2 separate regions of the Mus musculus genome follow, and region 1 is linked to region 2. The links are chromatin loops, found by intact Hi-C in ENCODE. Cell type or tissue: gastrocnemius. All regions are shown on one strand. Each heading gives the region's core, and the rest is flanking DNA. Links, peaks and the distances in the headings are about the cores only. Region 1 has its middle 36 kb from the start of Gm27188. Region 2 holds the start of Zfp280d (zinc finger protein 280D).

The links. Peaks named below come from ENCODE experiments on the same cell type or tissue, not always from the same donor. Only the 100,000 strongest peaks of a DNase experiment are listed, where the experiment ranks them.
Region 1: it touches region 2 in a loop (12-fold over the local background); 2 of 42 quality-filtered maps call a loop at or near these places.

The regions. Positions count from the first base shown.
Region 1 is chr9:72,212,068-72,221,884 of GRCm38, forward strand. It overlaps a transcript of Gm27188 not described here. Among named protein-coding and RNA genes, the nearest start is that of Gm27188, 36 kb to the right of the region's middle. In gastrocnemius, for the core only: a CTCF peak has its summit at 5,390; a DNase peak (open chromatin) is centred at 5,449; H3K4me3 peaks cover 736 bases; H3K27ac peaks cover 3,216 bases.
Region 2 is chr9:72,268,507-72,278,323 of GRCm38, forward strand. It overlaps Zfp280d (zinc finger protein 280D), which reads left to right and starts at 6,382. Exons shown (of 22, transcript NM_146224.5): 1 at 6,382-6,523. In gastrocnemius, for the core only: no CTCF peak of the experiment used is centred there; DNase peaks (open chromatin) are centred at 6,393, 6,839 and 7,711; H3K4me3 peaks cover 2,175 bases; H3K27ac peaks cover 2,269 bases.

The sequences.
Region 1 (9,817 bases), core at 933-8,932, 56 kb before region 2:
AGTCCATCAGGGTGATAATATGGAAAAATGAACTTTTAACCTGGAATGAATGTTAAGAATATAAAAAAAATAGTCTTGGCTGGGCAGTGGTGGCACACGCCTTTAATCTCAGCACTTGGGAGGCAGAGTTCTGAGTTCGAGGCCGGCCTGGTCTACAGAGTGAGTTCCAGGATAGCCAGGGCTACACAGAGAAACCCTGTCTTGAAAAACAAAAAGAACCAAAACAAAAACAACAACAACAAAAAAAACCAACCAACCAACCAAACAAACAAAAAACCCTGCACTCTAGCCATTAAACTTCAAGATCTTAGCTACTTTCTAAACAAGTACAGAACATTATAGACATACCAGGAAAGATAGTGGCAGCCAATCTACAACACATGGACCGCAGGACAGTATAAAGCTGCAGACACCATCGGATTTCTGTAGAAGCAGATATGTTAGGAGAGTAAACTAATAGGCAACATCAAAAGTGGAGTCATGACAGTGAGGACCAGCTAGCTATAGTCCATAAACATCTTTTGGAAAGTAAAGGCGTGTGAGTGTGTGAGTGTGTATGTATCTGTGAGTGTGTGTGTGTGACACGTGTGTGTGTGTTGTAGGTTTGTACATAGTCTTGTATGGGGGGGGTGAGAAAAAACCTTTAGTAAACCAGCAAATCACTGATGCTAATGAGTGACAGAGCCATAGCTCAGGATGTTAGGATTTTTGTTTAGTTTTGGTGTTTTGAGACAGTTCTGTGTAGCCTTGGCTGTCCTGGAACTTGCTCTGTAGACCATGTTTCTGCCTCCTGAGAGCTGGGATTAAAGGAATAAGCCACCACCACTACCACCACCATCACTTCCAGCTAAGAAGTTGGTTTTAAGAGGGATGTGTATAGCTGTAAGCCTCTACACTAAAAATGAGAGAGCCCAGGTATTGATTGGTGCCTAGAAACCAAGACTTAATTGTGCTTATCTTGTATCTTTTTGCACAAACACCATTCAAAAATTGCTGAATAAACTCAGATTGTCATGGAAGCTAAAAATTCTTGTTATTTTCCTGACAGTAAATTTATTATCCAAAATGCAAATATGATACAATACTTCCTTCTGTGTCATAGAAGCACCAAAGATACAGAATATGTGAGTGTAGTGAGAATTTTGGTTTCTTTGAAAAAACATAGAAATATTATGGGAATATGTTTTCATTTTAATCCCAGATGTGGGATATGGGGGATGTTTCAAATGGGCCACAGCAGTTGACTATGATTTGTCTAGTGCTCTAACAGGGGCATGATTTTTGTCAGCTGAAGATAGTTTCTTTTCTGCAATTGTGTGACATTTGGAATTCTGGGGACTTTTCAGAGGCTATACAAATGCTAAATAACCTAGAGGTGAGGTAGGGTGGGCTCTTGGTTCTTGGTTGTTTGCTGTTGGTTGCAGTTTGTTAAATAGTCCTATGCAAAGAAGAAATAAAAATAATATATTAGATATGCTGACATTGAAGATCAAAGTTACCCCAAGGAATTTTCCTAATCAACAGGAAGTAGTCTAAGGATAACATTGCCCTCTTTTCCTTTCTATCTTGTTTTTCTCTCCTATCTAGTGTTAGGGGGTTGCAAGAGTGGAAAAAGGGTGGAAAGAGGTGGAAGAAAGAAGAACCCACAAAATAGCAAAAAACAACTACATGTGAGTGTCTACTAATTTTGATGATATTTATAAATACTTAACAGATCTGAATTGTCAAAGGGAGAGAAAGTAATTTACTGAGTAGACTCATGTGTTAGGCATCAGGTTTCGAGATTTACAGCATTTGCCAAAGCAAGTCTACAAGGGAGAATTCCAGAAATAAAATTCAGGATATAAATCTTGAGTCTGTCTTGATAATGCAGACTCAGTGGTTCGGGTAGAGAATGTCTTCCTTCTTCAAGTGCTTGCTTTCCTGGTTTCTCAGTTCTATCAAGTGACTATTTGCTTAAAAATAGGAGAATATCATAATTTAACAGGCATCTGGATATGGCATTATTTCATTTCTACACATCCTACTTTAATTCTACCAACTCACTGAAGTCAAATTATCTACCTTAAACATAGATCTACTTATGACACTCATCTGTCTAGAAATGTCTGTGATTCTTCACTATCTGGTAATAAAACACTTCATTTTGTTCTAACTTCCAGATGTTTCACCCAGGCCATTGCCACAACCAGTCTTGTAGACTCTTTTTTTTTTTTTTTTTTAGATTTATTTATTATTGTATGTAAGTACACTGTAGCTGTCTTCAGACACCAGAAGAGGGTGACAGATCTTATTACAGATGGTTGTGAGCCACCATGTGGTTGCTAGGATTTGAACTCAGGACCTTCAGAAGAGCAGTCAGTGCTCTTAACCACTGAGCCATCTCTCTAGCCCCAGTCTTGTAGACTCTTATTAGCAGTGTTCTAGAGCCCAGATCAAGACTTTCTACAGCATTAACATATTTAAATATCAGTTGCTTTCAACAATATAGCTTAAATTTTTTTCCTGGGTCCAGCGAGATGGCTCAATGAATTAAGACACTCGCCACCAAACCTGATGCCCAGAGTTTAATGCCTAGGACCCAGCTGTAAAAGCAGAGAACCAGGTTATCCTGTGACTTCCACATATACATGGCAGCATATGTGCCTGCACAGACACACACACACAACACACACACACACACACAGAGGCACATGCACATACACATGCACAGGTGCACACACATACACACACACAAACACAATTCCCCTTGAGCCATCACAATGCTGTACTGTGATAACACACACAGGTACACACATACACACACACACAGTTCCCTTTGTTCCATCACAATGCTGCATTGTGATATTTAAAAAGTTTCATAATGTCATCACAATGCTGAACTGCATAATCACAACTGTGTACTCTTCAACCATGCTTTATTATGATGTCATAATGCTGAATAATATCATTGCAAGGCTCTATTGTGCCATTACAATCTCCCATTGTCCTCTCGAAATGCTACATCCTCATCATAATTTTCTAAGTGAAATCAGTTCTCCTGTCTTGCATATGCTCTGATATTATCATGTTATACTGTGAAATCATAACGGTCAGTGGTGACATCGCAACTCTGCACTGTGACATCACAGAGGTCCATTGCCACATTACACTGCTATACTGTGCTTTCCCAGTACTTCCTTTTTTCATCACTATGGCACACTGTGAACTCACAATAACCCATTGTGCCATCACACTGCTTTATGGTGACATCACAGTGATGCATCTTGACATCACAACACTCCTTTGTGACATCAACATGGTACACTGTGAGATCACAGTGATCATTGCACCATCACCCTGACTCACTGTCCCATAAGAACACTGCATCTGACATCACAATGCTTCAACCTGCCAGTATGTCATATTCTGGGGTAGCATGTTCTGAGCCTCAACAAGGTTAGATTTTATTCTAGAATTAGAAAGCAGCCACTAAAAACAAGGGATCTGTTGGGGGATTCTGCTAAAAATTCTTTCATCCACCTGCTCCTACTAAGGTCCCAATAGAAACAGCAGTATGACTCCCCCAAGTTCACTCTGGGGGGGGGCAGTGATTTTATTAGGGTTTACTGACAGAGGATTGGGTGAGGAGTGACAGGCAGGAGTGTGGTGACTTAAAGCAGCCACACTGGAAGGCCTGCACCCAGTGTGGATAATGACTCCCCCACAGCTGTGTAGAAGGCTCTAGTCTTTCCCCACCTATACACTCAGCCCATACTATCTATACACTGAGGCCACATGCAGAATTGCACACAACTGGTTAGAAGGGTTGGCTGATCGCTACAGTGAAAGTCCTATGACCCTGCTTGCCTTTTCTTCTAAGTCAACAAGACCACCTAGATAACCTTTTGTGCACAGACCCAGCCAAACTCCTGAAGATAGTGGCTGTGTGGCTAGGGACAGTCCTATACAACTGTGGAGTGTGAACAGTGGTATATAAGATTTGTCATCACAGGTAGGGAGCATGTCCTGAAGGGTGGAGGACCCATCTATGCCGCCATAGGAACAATGGTGCACATTCCCTTTCTCTTGTTGCAAACAAATACCTGAAAAGAAGCAGAATAAGGGGCAGAGCAGTGGTGGTGCACGCATTCGGTCCCAGGACTTGGGAGGTAGGGGCAGGTGGATCTCTGTGAGTTTGAGGCCAGCCTGGTCTACAGAGCTAATTCTGGGACATCCAAGACTACACAAACAAACCCTATCTCAAACCACCCTACCACCACCAGAAAAAGAAGCATACTAAGAGAAGAAGGAGGGTTTCGGCTTACAGTTTTCAGGGCTGCAGGGTACTGTGACAAAAAGAATTTGGAGTCAGAATCAAATACAAGAGATGAGCTACGCCACAGCATTCCAGCCAAGGATGGCTTTCTGGCGTGATGGGGTCCTGGAAGACTGTAATACAGCGAAGTGTAAGGCGGCCCGTAGCATTTAGGCTTGTGTAAGTGCACTCCACACAGTGTGCACAGAAACAAACCGAACTACACATTTCTAACTGTGACCCCATCTCTAAGGAACACGGGCTCCTTGTGTCTCAGTCTTCCCTCAGAGACCCTGACGATCCACTACCACTCTCAATGTCAGTTCTCTGTCTGTTACACAGACAGTAACACTGCCGATTCATAGAAAGGTGTGGAGGCAAATGGAGCCATATGTGCCGAAGCATGTTTATTCTGGGAAGCCCTGTTTTTACTTTGAAGTGCTAATGGAAATGTGGGGGAAGATCAGAAGATGTTGAAATCCCCGACTTTTGTTTGAATTTGTTGTTGTTGCTGTTAGGATACTCTTATACAGTCATCAGGAGCCAGGTATGATGTGCACGCTTTTAATCCCAGTACTCGGGAGGCAGAGGCAGGTCGATCTATGTGATTTGGAGGCCAGCCTGGTCTACAAAGCAAGTTCCAGGACAGCTAGGACTATTACACAGAGAAACTCTGTTTCAAAACAAAAACAAAAACAAAAACAAACACAAACAAATAGTCATCTCAGGAAAGAGTCAGATGGGTAAGATATCTATTAGGGGTGGGGAAGGCATGCCTGTAAAAGAGAAAGCACACAGAACAGTGGAAGAGAACACCTCTATAAAGATGCCATGAACGGAGAAGCAGAAGGAAGGACAGAGGAGCAAGTATCCCAAACCATCTCAGGACTCAGAAGGTTTGTGGGGTTCAAGGTGAATCTTTAAGCCAAAGTTGTCGGTTCAAGGAGTCTGCACACACACCCCACCCCACCCCCACCCCAATCCCCCGCTCCAACCAGGTTCAGTCACTGGCTGGATAAACTGGGTCTTAACCACAAATCCAGTGGTGGATCTGCAGGCCCTTCAGCTGGGGTTGTCAGTCAAGTCCGCCCCTTGTGGCAGGAGACTTGAGTGACATGTGTCCACAGGTGCCAGGCTATCCACTGGATCCTTCTCCTCCGCCAACACTGCCTTTCTGAGTGCCTCTCCTGTTTTGCCAAATTCCTTAGCAGCCCTGGGCCGCCCACAACGTCCTCAGCAGGAGTTGCACAGAGAAGCTAAAGTACTCCCCCACCCCCACCCACCCCCCCTTTTTTTTTTCTTTTTAGTTTTGTTTTTGAAACCAGGTCTTGTGTACTCCAGGCTGGCCTCAGACTCAGTATGTAGCCAAGGATAACCTGCAACTTCTGATTCTCCTGCCACCACCTCCCTAGTGCTAGGATTACAGGCGTGTTCTGCTCTGCCGGGTTTTACGGGGTGCTGGAGACGGAGCCCAGGACATACTAGAGAAACCCTTTACAAGCCAACCTCGTCTCTCACCCCTAACATACTCTCTTTCCTTGGCTTCAGGGAGGCTAGATGCCTTTGGTAACTCTTCAATTTCACAGAGTGGGAATCCTTGCTAACCCCTTCTTCTTGAAATCTCTGAAAGCCCCCAGAGCTGTTTTCTGCTTTTCTTTATCTGAGCTCATTCCTTTTTACCTCCTTCCACCCACGGCTTACAGTGCTGTGTGTAAGGCAATGGCTCTGTCTCTAGTTGGACCTTTCCCTGAGCTCCAGCCTGAAGAGGACACAGGTTTTTCTAGTAGTTAGAACTCTGATGAGGCTTTGCCTGATGGAACACTACCCACCTACCCACTCTTCTTGCAATCACAGAGAACAATTTTAAGGACAATAGTAGATCTCTCTCTCTCTCTCTTTCTCTCTCTCTCTCTCTCTCTCTCTCTCTCTCTCTCTCTCTCTCTCTCTCTCTCGTGTGTGTGTGTGTGTGTGTGTGTGTGTGTGTGTGTGTGTGTGTGTATAGAATGCAGACATGGACACGATCAATGAGGGAACTAACTCAGGGGGAGAGAATGATGTGACTCAAAGGACAGACCACATCCTGGAATATACACAGACTTAATTTATCACAGAACTAGGTGTCTATGGCCGAGTACCACAGAGGCATTAACAGTGCCCAGCAGAGCACAGCACACAGAATTGCTTCTTCACAGTGTTTAAGCTTCGATGAAAATTAAAAATGTATGTTTACCACGGAAATATGACCTGAAGAAGTTATTCGTTTAGCCAGAGGCCGGTGGGAGAAGGGGCGGCAGGGAAGCGGGAAGGAATTCGGGGAGCAGACACTTGCCGCACAGAAGTAAAGAACCAGTCTGCTCACAAAGCTCCAAGTGACATTTCAGACTGGGTTCCCGAGGGTGTTAGGAGGGGTGACATTTCAGACTGGGTTCCCGAGGGTGTTAGGAGGGAATCACTGTGCAAATCCCCTCGGAGCCTCCAAGCCCTCTGGCAGCAGCCATGGAAAGAGGGATCCTGTACTAATGTTCTAACCATTGTTCTTAAGCACGGTGGGCCAAAGTTCACGAAGCAATATCTGCATGTTTGCACGGAGCAGGAATGAATAATGCATGCAAATTCTGTGCTTTGGGTTCCCTTGTTTAGAAATCTGCCTTGCTTGATTTGTGTGTCCGTAATCTACTTAGGCAGAGACCTTTCCTTGTGTTCTAATATCAAATAGGCTTTAGCTTAGGCAGGTCTAATGGGACCTTGTCATTGGTGGAAGCTTAATAAGGTATCAGGAGATTGCAAGTAAATTTCATTAAGAGGCCATAATCTCTACCTCATGAAAAATTGTGTGTTTAAAAATATGGGGTCAAGATACTCCTGCAATCTGCCATGCAATAGCCTAGAAATACCCTGCAGGGTGACCTGTGTACTCCTAGTTGTGAAAGTACCAGTAAGCTCGGGAGCCCGGACAATCAAGGTATGCCTTGTCCAGCCTCTAAGAGCCGAGGAGAGGATAGCTAAAGTTTGGTAGAAAATTTAAAAGGTGTGCCAGTTGTCTTTGGCCAGTTGGTTTGTTTATTTTTTCTAGAGTTCTAAATGACCACTCCAGTGCTATGCAAGAACTAAGGTGTGGGCTGGATGGGGTGTGCACGCCTGCAATGCTCGCACCATGGAAGCTTAGGCGGAACAGTGAGTGAATCTGAGGCCAGCCTGGGTTACACAGGGACTTCCAGGTGAGCTTGTAATATATAAGGAGACCCTGCTCAGAAGAGAAAAGAAAAGAAAAGAAACGAGGAAAGAAGGAAGGAAGGAAGGAAGGAAGGAAGGAAGGAAGGAAGGAAGGAAGGAAGGAAGGAGAGATTGGGTGCATTCAGGGTAGAGGGGCCAAAACTGACCAACCAACAAACAAACAAACAACCTCACTGCAGACATAAATAAAAAGTGCTTTAAAAAGGAAGGAAAAAAGGAAAAGGGAAAGGAAAAGAAAAGGAAAAGGAAAATAAATGTTGCTTACCCTAGCTGGGAAAGAATTCCTAATTTGGCATGCTCTCAGACAAACAGAAGGAACCCTCTCTAAGTTCGAGGCAATTAAGAAAGCCGCTAACAGATTTTATGAAGACTGCTGTTTCAAGTATGAAGTTCTGAGTGATCAGGCGTGAAAGCCTAGGAGGTTTCTGAAACTAGTTTTCAAAGCCTTGCGGCAAAGCATCCCGGCAGAGTCCTGTGGAAATATGAGCGGGGTAAGACTCAGCAGAAGGTGGCAGGTAGCCCAGAGCGGCATTGAAGAAAGTCAGCAGCTGCACAGGACAAGGACCCTTCCTAGCCACTCCTAGCCCAGGGGACTCACGGGTCTCCCACAAACAGAACCACAGGGCCCGCTTACTCAGTTACGAGTAGATACTGCACTCGTGGTTTCACGTATGGACAGCTCAAGAATATACAGTAGGAAACCCTACTGTTTATTCGGGTCCTGTCTAGACACGTCCAGAGACAACTAACGCTACCAAAATCTTATACACCCTTCAGTGCAATACTCATGAATATGTGCTTACTTTATGCTACGCTCTATACATGCTAGCTTGTTTTTCACTAAACGATATTTGGAACTTATTATTATTATTTAGCAGTTAAGAAAAGAAAAGGTGGGCTGAAGGAAGGGCTCCATGGTTAAGAGCAGTATCTGTTCTTCCACAGGACCCGTGTTCAGTTCTCAGCACCCACATGGCAGCTCACAACTGTCTGTAACTCCAGCTCCAGGGGATCCGACACCCTCCCACAGTCATGCATGCAAGCAAAACTATGCACATAAGATAAAATTAATTATTTTTATAAAAGAAAGAAAGGAAGGGAAATTATCCCCATTCCTTAGCAGATGAGTGGCTATGTGATAATTTATTTAACCAGGCTGATATTAATAGATATTTAAGTGATTTCTAAGCTTTGGCTTTTATATACAGTGCTTCAAAGACTGGCTCTCTACTCACAACAGTTTGCACATATTTTAAATAGTCCACTGGATAAATTCCTAGAGGTAAAAATTACAAATGCAAAGAGTGTGTGCTCACAACTTTGATGGATGAACACACCTTCCAAGATCTCTTGCTTACACAGTGCCAACGAGCTTGGGTATCTTTTCCTACATGCTGGGCTGGGGGTTGGTTTGTACTTCTCAATCTGATGAGATGGTCTTTTCATGTATGTTTTAGAGACATTTGCGTTTCCTTTTACGTAACTCGCTCACACGCTCTATACATTTATCTGCTAGGTTGTTGGCTTGTTTATACTTTCGGGTGTTGTTCTGTGGTGCTGGGATTTAACCTAGGGTCATGCACATGCTAGACAGGCGCTCTATCATTAAGTCACAACTCCAGTTCACATTTTTTAAATTAAGGTTTTTGTTTTTGTTTCTTTTAGGTCAGGGTTTTGCTATGTTACCCAGCTTTACCTCAAATTCCCAGGCTCAAGTGCTTCTCCCACCTGACTCAGCTCTCAAGGAGATTACTACGTGCAGGATCTTTTTTAAAAATCCCTATCTATTTAGACAGTTAGCATTTGAGGCTGGAGAGATGGCTGAGTGGTTAGAGCACTGGCTAGTCTTGCACAGGATCAGGATTAGTTTCCCAAGCATCCTTGTGGTGGCTCATAACCACGTGTAACTCTAGTTCCAGGGCATCTACTGCCCTCTTTTGGCCTCCATATGCACTGCAGGCACAGCATCCTTGTGTGTCATATATCCATACAGACAGACAGACAGACAGATCAACATAAAGATATGCAAGCAAACCTCATACACACAAAATAATGTTTTGAAAGTTGGTACTAGCTGGGCGTGGTGGCGCATGCCTTTAATCTCAGCACTCGGGAGGCAGAGGCAGGCAGATTTCTGAGTTTTAGCCCACCCTGTCTCAAAAACCAAAAAAAAAAAAAGAGAGAGAGAGAGAGAGAGAGAGAGAGAGAGAGAGAGAGAGAAAGTTGGTACTTTTATTGTGTTATGAATTCCAAGTATTTTCTCAATATTGCCACAGAGCTCATGGA
Region 2 (9,817 bases), core at 505-8,504:
TTCACTGCTGAACCTAAGTGAACCAGTGCTCAGGTTTAACGCTGTTTCAGCTTAGCCCATACCTTCTCCAGTATGAATTTCCTTTATCCTTTAATTATTTTCTTCTTCCATGGAGCTCCAAACCTGCTAGCAGTGCCTCTTCCAAAAATCCTTTGCCGTTTCTCAGTCCCGCGTTGGTTCGCCAAATGTTGTGTCTGGCCAATAGATCACAACCTGGGTTCTAGCCTGGAAAGGCATTTTGGAAACCTGGAAGAGAAGAGGGGCTAGGCGGCGAGAGAAAGAAATGCAGCTAAGACAGGCATTCTGATCAAAGCTCTATTTTACTCTTCCGCACGCAGTTATGAAGCAGGGGAAGGGGGCCCAATTCCCGCCAAATAATCTCGGGGTCCAGTAGCAAAGCGGCAGGTTCCAGCAGTGGGCATGGCAGACCGACTGAGCGGGAAGCTTCACCCCTGAGCAAGCAGGTTTCAGGCTGGGGGAGGGGAGACTAGTGTCCAGCATGACCTCACATAAGGAGAGTGAGTACTTGAGCCGGGCGTAGTGGTGAACGCCTTTGATCCCAGCACTAGGGAGGCAGAGGCAGGCAGATTTCTGAGTTCGAGGCCAGCCTGGTCTACACAGTGAGTTCCAGGTCAGCCAGGACTACACAGAGAAACCCTGTCTCGAAAAACCCAAAAAAAAGAAGAAGGAGAGTGAGTACTATGAGTGTCCCCAGAGTTGAACACACAGCATGCACGAGAGGTTTGAAGCAGTAGTGGTCAGTGGAAGCAAAGCTCTTAGAAATAATAGGAAGGTGTGGGGAGTGAGTTAAGAGAACTGAGGCTGGTTGGTATTCTAGTGAAGCCAGATAAGGAATTTGGGAGGGAAGAGGACTTTAGAATCTGCTGAAGTTTCTCACTAACTGAGAATCAAAAATTCCACAAATTCAACAACATTTTCTGTGAAGGCTGTCAACATAAATACAACATTTCCCTTATATAACAACATTTTCAGGCCAGGCATGGTGGCGCATGCCTTTAATCCCAGCACTTGGGAAGCAGAGGCAGGCAGAGTTCAATGCCAGCCTGGTCTACAGAGACAGTTCCAGGACAGCCAGAGCTACGCAAAAACAAACAAACAAACAAGCAAACAAAGCAACAACAAAGAAACTGTCTTGAACCCACCCCCCTCCCCCAAATAGCTATTTTCAGATTAGGAATGTAAAGTATGAATGAGCCATACTCAAGGCCTAAGGGCATGTGACCTTCAAGTAAGGACTTCTTTCCTGGGAATTTTCAGATATCTCACAAACAAGTTTAATCTTTTGTTTATGGTAAACATTTTTGAACACCCCCTACAAACTAGGTGACCTAGGGTTTTATCTTATCAGCTGTGATCCCATTCAATGTATATCAGAAAATACCCTATGATCTCATTTTTCAAAAATGAAAAGGTTCCTTAGCAAGCTTTTGGGGTGTAGCTTCACTTAAGATGGTACATATGTCTTCTGTAAAGACTCTGAATTGTGACTTTTTTAAACAGCCCAAGCTTGTGTGGCAGTGGGTGGTGCATACCTTTAGTCTCAGCAGTTGGGAGGCAGAGGTAGGTGGATCTCTGTGATTCCACGGCCAGCCTGGTCTACAGATTGAGTTCCATGACAGCCAAGGCTACACAGAGAAACCCTACCTTGAAAAAAAGAGCCTAAGCTTTTGTTCTTGTCTATGTTTTAGGAACTGAGAGCACTGGATAGGCCAGTTTTTGTTTAGACAACATAGCACTGATATAGATATTCCGCAAGGGCCAAAATGGCTAATGCTAAACTTTGGCAAGGGGTGTGAGGTGGGGGTGGTAATGAGTCAGCACAAGATGAGTCATATCTGATGTATGGGGAACCCAAAAGTAAACAGTAGTTCAGTGATGTAATGTGTCATAACTATTCCTGGCAGAATGCCATTTTGTGTGTGTGTGTGTGATTCTGTATAAATATTGTTTTGATTGGCTTTTGCCTAGGCTAGCCTGCCTATATATGTCTCTGTATGTGTGTGTTGACCTGTGCTTGGTACATAAGTGCTTTTGCATTGCTGAGTGCTTGATGCCTAGAGACCTGTCTATTGGTAAATAAGTCATGCTCTATCTACCTGCAACTTTTTGAATTCTCTTCAACCTCCCAGCATCCAGTGACACCCTTCCTTTCCTGGCATTAGTGCATGGCACCCATCATATACACTACTGAAAGAAACCGATTGTTATAGTCCATTTTCAGTAGGACTTTCCTTCCATACTTACAGCTGGCTAGGAAGAACTCTTGTTAGAAAAGTCTGTGATTGAACCCAATTGGAGGTGTGAAGTCTAAGCTTTAAACTGTTCGTTCACTGGATAAGGCTTTGTGTTCAAGGCCAATGAGATGGGGGAATTTGGAAGGAGTGAAAATTCAGGGTTATAGGAGAACAGGAGTTTTTCATGATAGGAGATTTTAAAAACTGCTGCCTTGTGCCAAATCAGTATTCCAGTTGTCGTTTTTTGGCCTTTTCTCTAAACCAGCATAGTTGTATGTTTGCAACTGCTTCTTTTCACTAGTTTCTTTTTCACTAGTTTCTTGAGGTTTGTACTGGCTGGCTTTTTGTCAACTTGACACAAGCTGGAGTTATCACAGAGAAAGGGGCTTCAGTTGAGGAAATGTCTCCATGAGATACAGCTGTGGGGTATTTTCTCAATTAGTGATCAAGGTGGGGAGGGCCCATTGTGGGTGGTACCATCCCTGGGATGGTTGTCTTGGGTTCTATAAGAAAGCAAGGTGAGCAAGCCAGGGGAAGCAAGCCAGTAAGAAACATCTCTCTCTCCAAAAAAAAAAAAAAAAAAAAAAAAAAAAAAAAAAATCTATCTCCCCATGGCCTCTGCATCAGCTTCTGCTCCTTGACCTGCTTGAGTTCCAATCCTGATTTCCTTTAGTGATGAACAGCAGTTTGGAGGTGTAAGCTGAATAAACCCTTTCCTCCCCAACTGGCTTCTTGGTCATGATGTTTTGTGCAGGAATAGAAACCCTAAGACAAGCTTATTATTGTTATTTCCAGTACTCATACTAACTTTCCTAAGTCTTCCCCTCTCTTATATCCCTATGATGGAATGTGTATGAAACTTCTTCCTAACAAACTCCAATTCTGTTATTTCCTGGTTCATCCTGAAATTCTTTTCTGAGGCAAAGTGAAATATCACATCTTAACCTGATTATGTCCCCATTGCTACTGCTACTAGTAGCCAAAAAGTTTTAAGGATGCAGTAATCAAAATTATTCAAATGTTGTTTCTTGGGAAGATTAATCTGGAAAGGTAATCAGCATGTTGGCTACATTGATAAGGAATATCTGCAAAAGTTTAGAGCTGAAGAGAAAAAACTTAATCAAAATAGGAAGGCAGGTTTGTGAGAGGCAAGAATTTAAGTATTGTTCACACTTGAAAAATTAGGCTACTATTGTCATTGATCTTTGGAGAGCTCTCAGTGTAGGAAAGTTTCTGTTCTGATCAGGCCATACCTTGCCCAGATCAGCTCCATCTTGACTACAAATGCAGAAGCAGAAGGATCACATATTTTATCTGTACACAGAGACACTGTGGTGACGAAGACTGATGTTTTTCATTTATTTTATTATTTATTTTTACCTTTGGTTTTTTCGAGACAGGGTTTCTCTGTGAAGTCCTGGCTGTCCTGGAACTCACAATGTACACTAGGTTCGCCTCAGACTTGGAGATCCACCTGCCTCTGCCTCTGCCTCCTGAGTGAGTGCTGGGATTAAAGGTGTGCACCACTGCTACCCCACTGAGGCAGAAGGGTTTATATGTGTCCTCGCTTTCTTAGAGATTCCATTCCTTTACTTGCCTTGAAAGACCCACAACATGAGGACTCCCCCACATTCTGACTCAGGAGAGGCGACACCCCAAATCACTCACGAGAAACGGTCTCGCTGCAAACTGCAAGAGGACTTTTATTCAAGAGCGCTTTTGGGCCCACAGTCATATACCACACAGGGGTAGAGGACCCCTGGCACCCCGAGTAGTTGGGTAAGGGGGTATTTAAAGGAAGAAACCACAACTCAAGGAGGTGGGGAGGGCGTTGTTGGAAAATACCAAAAATACCAGTTAAGAGTCATGAGGTGGTGGAAAGTCAAGACAGTTTTCTAGGAGCCTCTAACAATAGCACCTTTGCACAGCGGGTTCCAGCAAGAGTCAAGGCAACTTTCTTTGAATGAACGCTTCCTGAACCCAGGAAGTGGGTGGGTGGAGGAATGTTGCTATCTGTTTTATGATTAGCATGCCTTGGAGCATTGAGTCACAAAGGTCACATTCTTAAGCCTGGGCCTAAAGGCCTAGAATTTTGTTTTTAGGTTATACTTTTTCAGCCTTATAGCCTACTTGTTGCGTGTAATTTTAAAAACCTGTTACCAACCTTGCCTGGTGTCACAGCCTGCACTCCAGCCTCTCTGGGTTTAGCTCTGTGATCTGCCACCACCAGTCTCATTCAGCTCTGCCAATGACCAGCTGGTCATTTTTCCCAGGAGCTGCAATTGCTCCCCCAACCCTCTCAGGCTAACTTCCACCAGCAACTGCCCTGGCTGCCCTCTTTCTTCTCCTGTCCACCTTAGCTACATGGATAGAAAACATTAGACAGTTTTATTATTTTAAAGCTAGCCAGATAACTCAACAGCTGGGTAAAGAATTTCCTGCCCCAATTCTATCAGCCAGCTCCCCACAACCTTCTCAGTCCTTGCTGGCAGCAGAGGCTACAATAATTCTAAGTGTCCCAAGATCTACATGACTTCAGCTTCCCTTTCCATCCAAATCCTGGTCCAAATTCCTCTCTCCCTGTGTCCCTTCTCTTCTGGGACCTGCAAGTCCCACCATTTTTCTTTCGTCCAGCAATTGGCTTCCCCCCTTTTTATTGACACAATCAAGAACCAAGTAGGGATACAACACCTCCCTCTTTACCTACTCCTTTAGAATTCCAGGGTATCTTGAAGACCCACTGAAACATCCAACCTGAATTGAGCAATTACTGAATTCTTGGACTTTTTGTCCATAGCCAGCCATTGTTGCTTATAAGTCATTCTAATAACCCCCCTTTCTATGCACATGGATTCATTCTCTAAGTTCAGTTAGAAAACTAATAATATAGGTACCTAACACTGAGATGGTGACTGAATTGCTAACCTCTCACCTGACCACCTGGTGTCTCTTTCAAGGAAGTGATAGGCAGACAAATCCTAAATTCACAATACTGGGCTTAGCCCACCTGCAGTGTCCTCCTTCTGTCTTTCTAATGGATCTTGCTCCTCTCTGGCTTCTAGCCCCCTGTGGTCCTGTTCTGCAGCCCTAGCTCCACTGGCCTCCTATTGGGTTCCCAGATCCCTTCCCTTAGTATCTGCAACTCACTTTATATATGTATCAGCTTTCTGCTTTTGTCCTCTGAAATCTGCTGGTCTCTTTAAACCTTTTGTACCCATTCTCTAAGTATGAAATGTATTGAGCTAGTAATTAAGACTGGAATAAAAGAAGCTTTGATCGCCGAGAGCCTGGTATCTATAGACACTGAGGCTATTTGATAGAAGGTAGCTCATAGTATTTGAGTTTATGTGTATCTGTGTTTTTTTGTCTGTATATATGCCTGTGTGCCACTTTAGTGTCTGGTGCCTACCGAGGCCAGAAGAGGGCATCAGATCCCCTGAACTGTAGTTGTGTGCCACCATGGGGTGCTGCGAACCAAATTAGGGCACTCTAGAAAAGCAACATGGGCTCTTACTCATTTTACATCTCTCCAGCCCTCGTTTTATTGCCTCTTTCTTTCTTCCTTCCTTCCTTTCTTTTTTTTTTTTTTAACAAAATCTGACATCGTTCAAACACACAAATGTCCATCTACATTTCGGACATAACATGGTGTCTGTTTCCTTACAGATCCGACTTACGATGAAGTATTCTTATAAATACATCGGCCATTTTTTTCCACCTCCAATTACGGATTACTATTCATACAATAGGAGTGAAAAAGATACCCAAACAAAAACGTACTTTCCAAAAACAACGTGGTACTATCCTGGAAACTCATCTCCTTTTCCTCTCACACCCTTCCCCATGCCCTTTAACCCTCGCACACGGAGAAGGATGGAACTCACTGCTGAGTGCCTACAAATTCTAGGCCTGAGGCGGCCATGAGCGCCACGGCCTAGCTCAGCCCGGTCCCCGCGTGTCCTCGCCGGCTGCTAGGGCCCGGCCGGCCCGGGCCTTCGAGGTCCGCAGCACGGCGCATATGGCCGCGCTCGCCTCCCGCGTTGGCGGGAAGACTGGGAGCGCGGACGCGCGAGGCCAACCCGGAGCCTACCCATGAGGCACTGCGCCCTGGCTCGCGACAGCCCCCTCCCCCCTCACGGCGCCCAGCAGCCCCGCTCCGCGATGGGAGCCGGAGCGGCCTCGGCGTACACAGCCCGCGCTCCTCCCTCGCCTCCTCCTCTTTCTCCTCCTCCTCAGGGCTCCAGTCAGGCCGAGCCGCTCCGCTCACGGTAAGCGTCCCCCGCCCCGCGCGGCCGCCCGCCCGCCCGCCCGCGAAGGCCCTCCCGCGCGGCCGCGCCGCCGCACTCCGGGGGCGCAGGGTGGGGGTCTCGGGCCGCGGCGCGTCGGCGAGAGCGCCCGGGCCGGGCAGGGCAGGGGCCGGCTGCGCATGGGGCCGGGCCCGCCATCTTGCCGGGCCTGGCGCGGGAGGGTTCCCGGCGCGACGAGGCGAGGCGGCCGGCGGCGCGGCGGCCCACAGTACAGGGCCGCCCAGCCGTCGCCTCGCCTCGTCGCCTCGCCACCGCGCAGATCCTCCCATCGCTTTCTCAGCCCGGCTGTGCTCTCGGGGGACGACTCCCCTCGGTCCTTTGTACCTTGTCCGCGGGTGTGTGTGTGTGTGTGTGTGTGTGTGTGTGTGTGTGTGGCGGAGACCCGAGCTCACAACCCAACCCACTCGACTCTTCACGCAAGAGCAGAACCCCACTGGCGTTCGCCATAACAGCCACAGAGGCCTTACCTTGTGCTAGACGACCGCTCCTATCTAGCCACCTTTCTTGTCAAAGGAATGTCCCCACTCTGCCATAGCCCCGCTATTGTCTACCAGAGGAGGGCTTTGAGGAGAACCGAGCCTGACAGATTTTCCAGCTGTGCGTTGCAGGTTTCACTTAATAAACCACAAACGAGTGGTCGCGCTGAGGTTTTAGCCTGCGCAAGAAGATGGTGTTTTCACGACCAACCTGCATTTGTAACCCGTTAGGAAAGAAATATGCTAGGAAAAAAATGGACGTTAACCTGCTGCGAGCATGGAGACTTTTGGCTTCACGAAGAAAAAAAATTTTTTTTTTAAATAGTCCGCCATACTTAAACATTTGGCTTTATTTTCAAGTTTGGACTGAATCATCTAAATACTTGGACGTCTTTTAGTGCCCTTAACCATAAATTCACACGATGGAAGTAAGAGTTTGAAGGTACAAAACCCTTCCCTTGGCATCTGTGTGCTATCTTGTTTTGAGAGATGACTGTACCAACTCAAGTTGTTTGGATGTAACTGATAGGGTGAAGGGACCGGGTTGGAGGACCTTGTGCTTTTTGATGGTCCACCATCTGCACTAAAGCCATCCTTGAGTTTGAGTGGTTGTATCTGTCATTGGTGTCAATGTTTACCTTGGGCTACTTTCGGAGACGTTTTTGTTGGCAGAGCAGTTTTGAAGGTCAGCCTCAGAAATGACGATGAGAACGCTTGGCTACCGGGGCCATTACGGAACCTTAAGTTTTAGGACTCCTCATTCAGCTCACCTCAGTATTTTATGTCCCATTTTCACTGCAGTGAGGTTCCTGAGAATAGGTGAGGAGGCACAGGCCTCCACATTTGAGAAACTCCGTTTGCCATTAGACTCTAATTTCTGGATCATTTGTTATCTTTAGATGTTATTAGTGGTCATGTTCTTTCCAAGCACACTGGGGAGTTGAATATAGCATGTTCAGATGCCTACCACCTAGTGTGAATATTTGTAAACATTTTGTCACATTTGCTTTGTCTCAGTCTGCTGAATATGTGAATGATTGCTAAAGACGTTACAGTTCACCCCTAAGTACTGGATATGTATATCAATAAAGAAAAGATAAAGGCCACTTTCTCTATACTACCGTAACAGAATACCATGGTCACACCCAAGAAAAATATTTGCTAAAATGCATTTAGTACATAAAGTTAGGGCTAAAAAACTTGAATACATTCAGGCTTAATTATTTTTTTACAATATTTCATAAATCATCTGGAACACTTCATATTATAAAAAGTGGGGAGACAGTATATGATTAGTAATTCTAGCTTTAGTCTCAGTTAAAATGTTGACTATTGAAACTGTTCCTTTTGCAATTAGCATGTAGTCTGGCATAGTTTTAGTGCTTAGTATGAATTCACCTTCATCTCTGGTAAAATAGAATCCATTCTAGGAATGACTGGAGTTAGGAAGAAAAGGAGCAGTTTTGGAGACTAGAATATGCTCAGTTTAATCAATTTGTAATTGGCCAGTCTGGTGGGGCATGTTTTTAATCCCAACACTCTGGGAGGCTGAGGCAAGTGGATCCTCCTATGTAGACTAAGCCAGCAGGGTGGTATAGTGAAACCTTGTCTCAAACAAAAGCAACAAAAACCTTTGGAATTGTCTATCCCTTGGTAAGGCCTGGAGAACAGTTGGAAACTTGGAAAACCTGCCTTTGAAAATTTGGACTTTTGTAGCAGTAGTGAGCCATAAGGTAGTTGAATTGTAAATCTCAATATCTCACAGGTTTAAGCCTATTATGTCATTCCTTCAGTGTTTTTCTTCTCAACATTATATTTGTAGAAAAAAAGAGTAAAAGAATAACACCTGTTTTATTTACTAGATAATTTATAACTATACAAATAACTTTTCAATGTAAATTGAAGCAATTGCTTTTTTACATTAAAACAGTTTTAGGGGGCTGGAGAGATGGCTCAGTGGTTAAGAGCACTACCTTCTCTTCCAGAGGACCTGGGTTCAATTCCAGCACCCACATGGCAGCTCACACCTGTCTGTAACTCCAGTTCCAGAGGATCTGATGCCCTCATACAGACAAACATGCAGGCAAGACACCAATGTACATGAAATAAAATAAAATTAATTAAAAAAAAAACAGTTTTAGGTGACAGGATATTATTGGCAACATTGTTATTTACTTCAAAAGTAACTTTGGAAATATGAGAAATTTATAAAATATTTAAATACATTTATAACCTTGAATAGCTTCCCTCCCCTTTTTTGAGGGACTGAAGTAGTTTGCTTTTTTGTTTGTTTGTTTGTTTGTTTGTTTTGAGACAGGGTCTCTCTGTATAGCCCTGGCTGTCCTGAAACTCAATTTGTAGACCAGGCTGGCCTCGAACTCAGAAATTCGCCTCCCAAGTGCTGGGATTAAAGGCGTGTGCCACTTTTTTTTTCCATCTATATTTTACCCCTTCTTTTGGAGATTCGGTTTTTCTATGTAGCCCAGGCTGCCCTCAAAGTTATGATCCTCTTGCTTCAGCCTTCTAAATACCCGGATTATAAGTGTGTATCAGCTTCAGATTGTTTTAAATCAGGATTGAAGCAATAGTTTGAATTATGTAGTGACTTATATTAAAAACTATATGTTTAGACTTTTGGTTCATTTCTGTGAAGCAGTTTTTGTTTTGTTTTGTCTTTGAGACAAGGCTAGTCTGGCCTCTAACTAGAAGATCCTGCTGTGTAGCCTATCCTGAGTATAGGATTACAGGTTTGCCATACCTGTTAACTTTTCAATTTTAT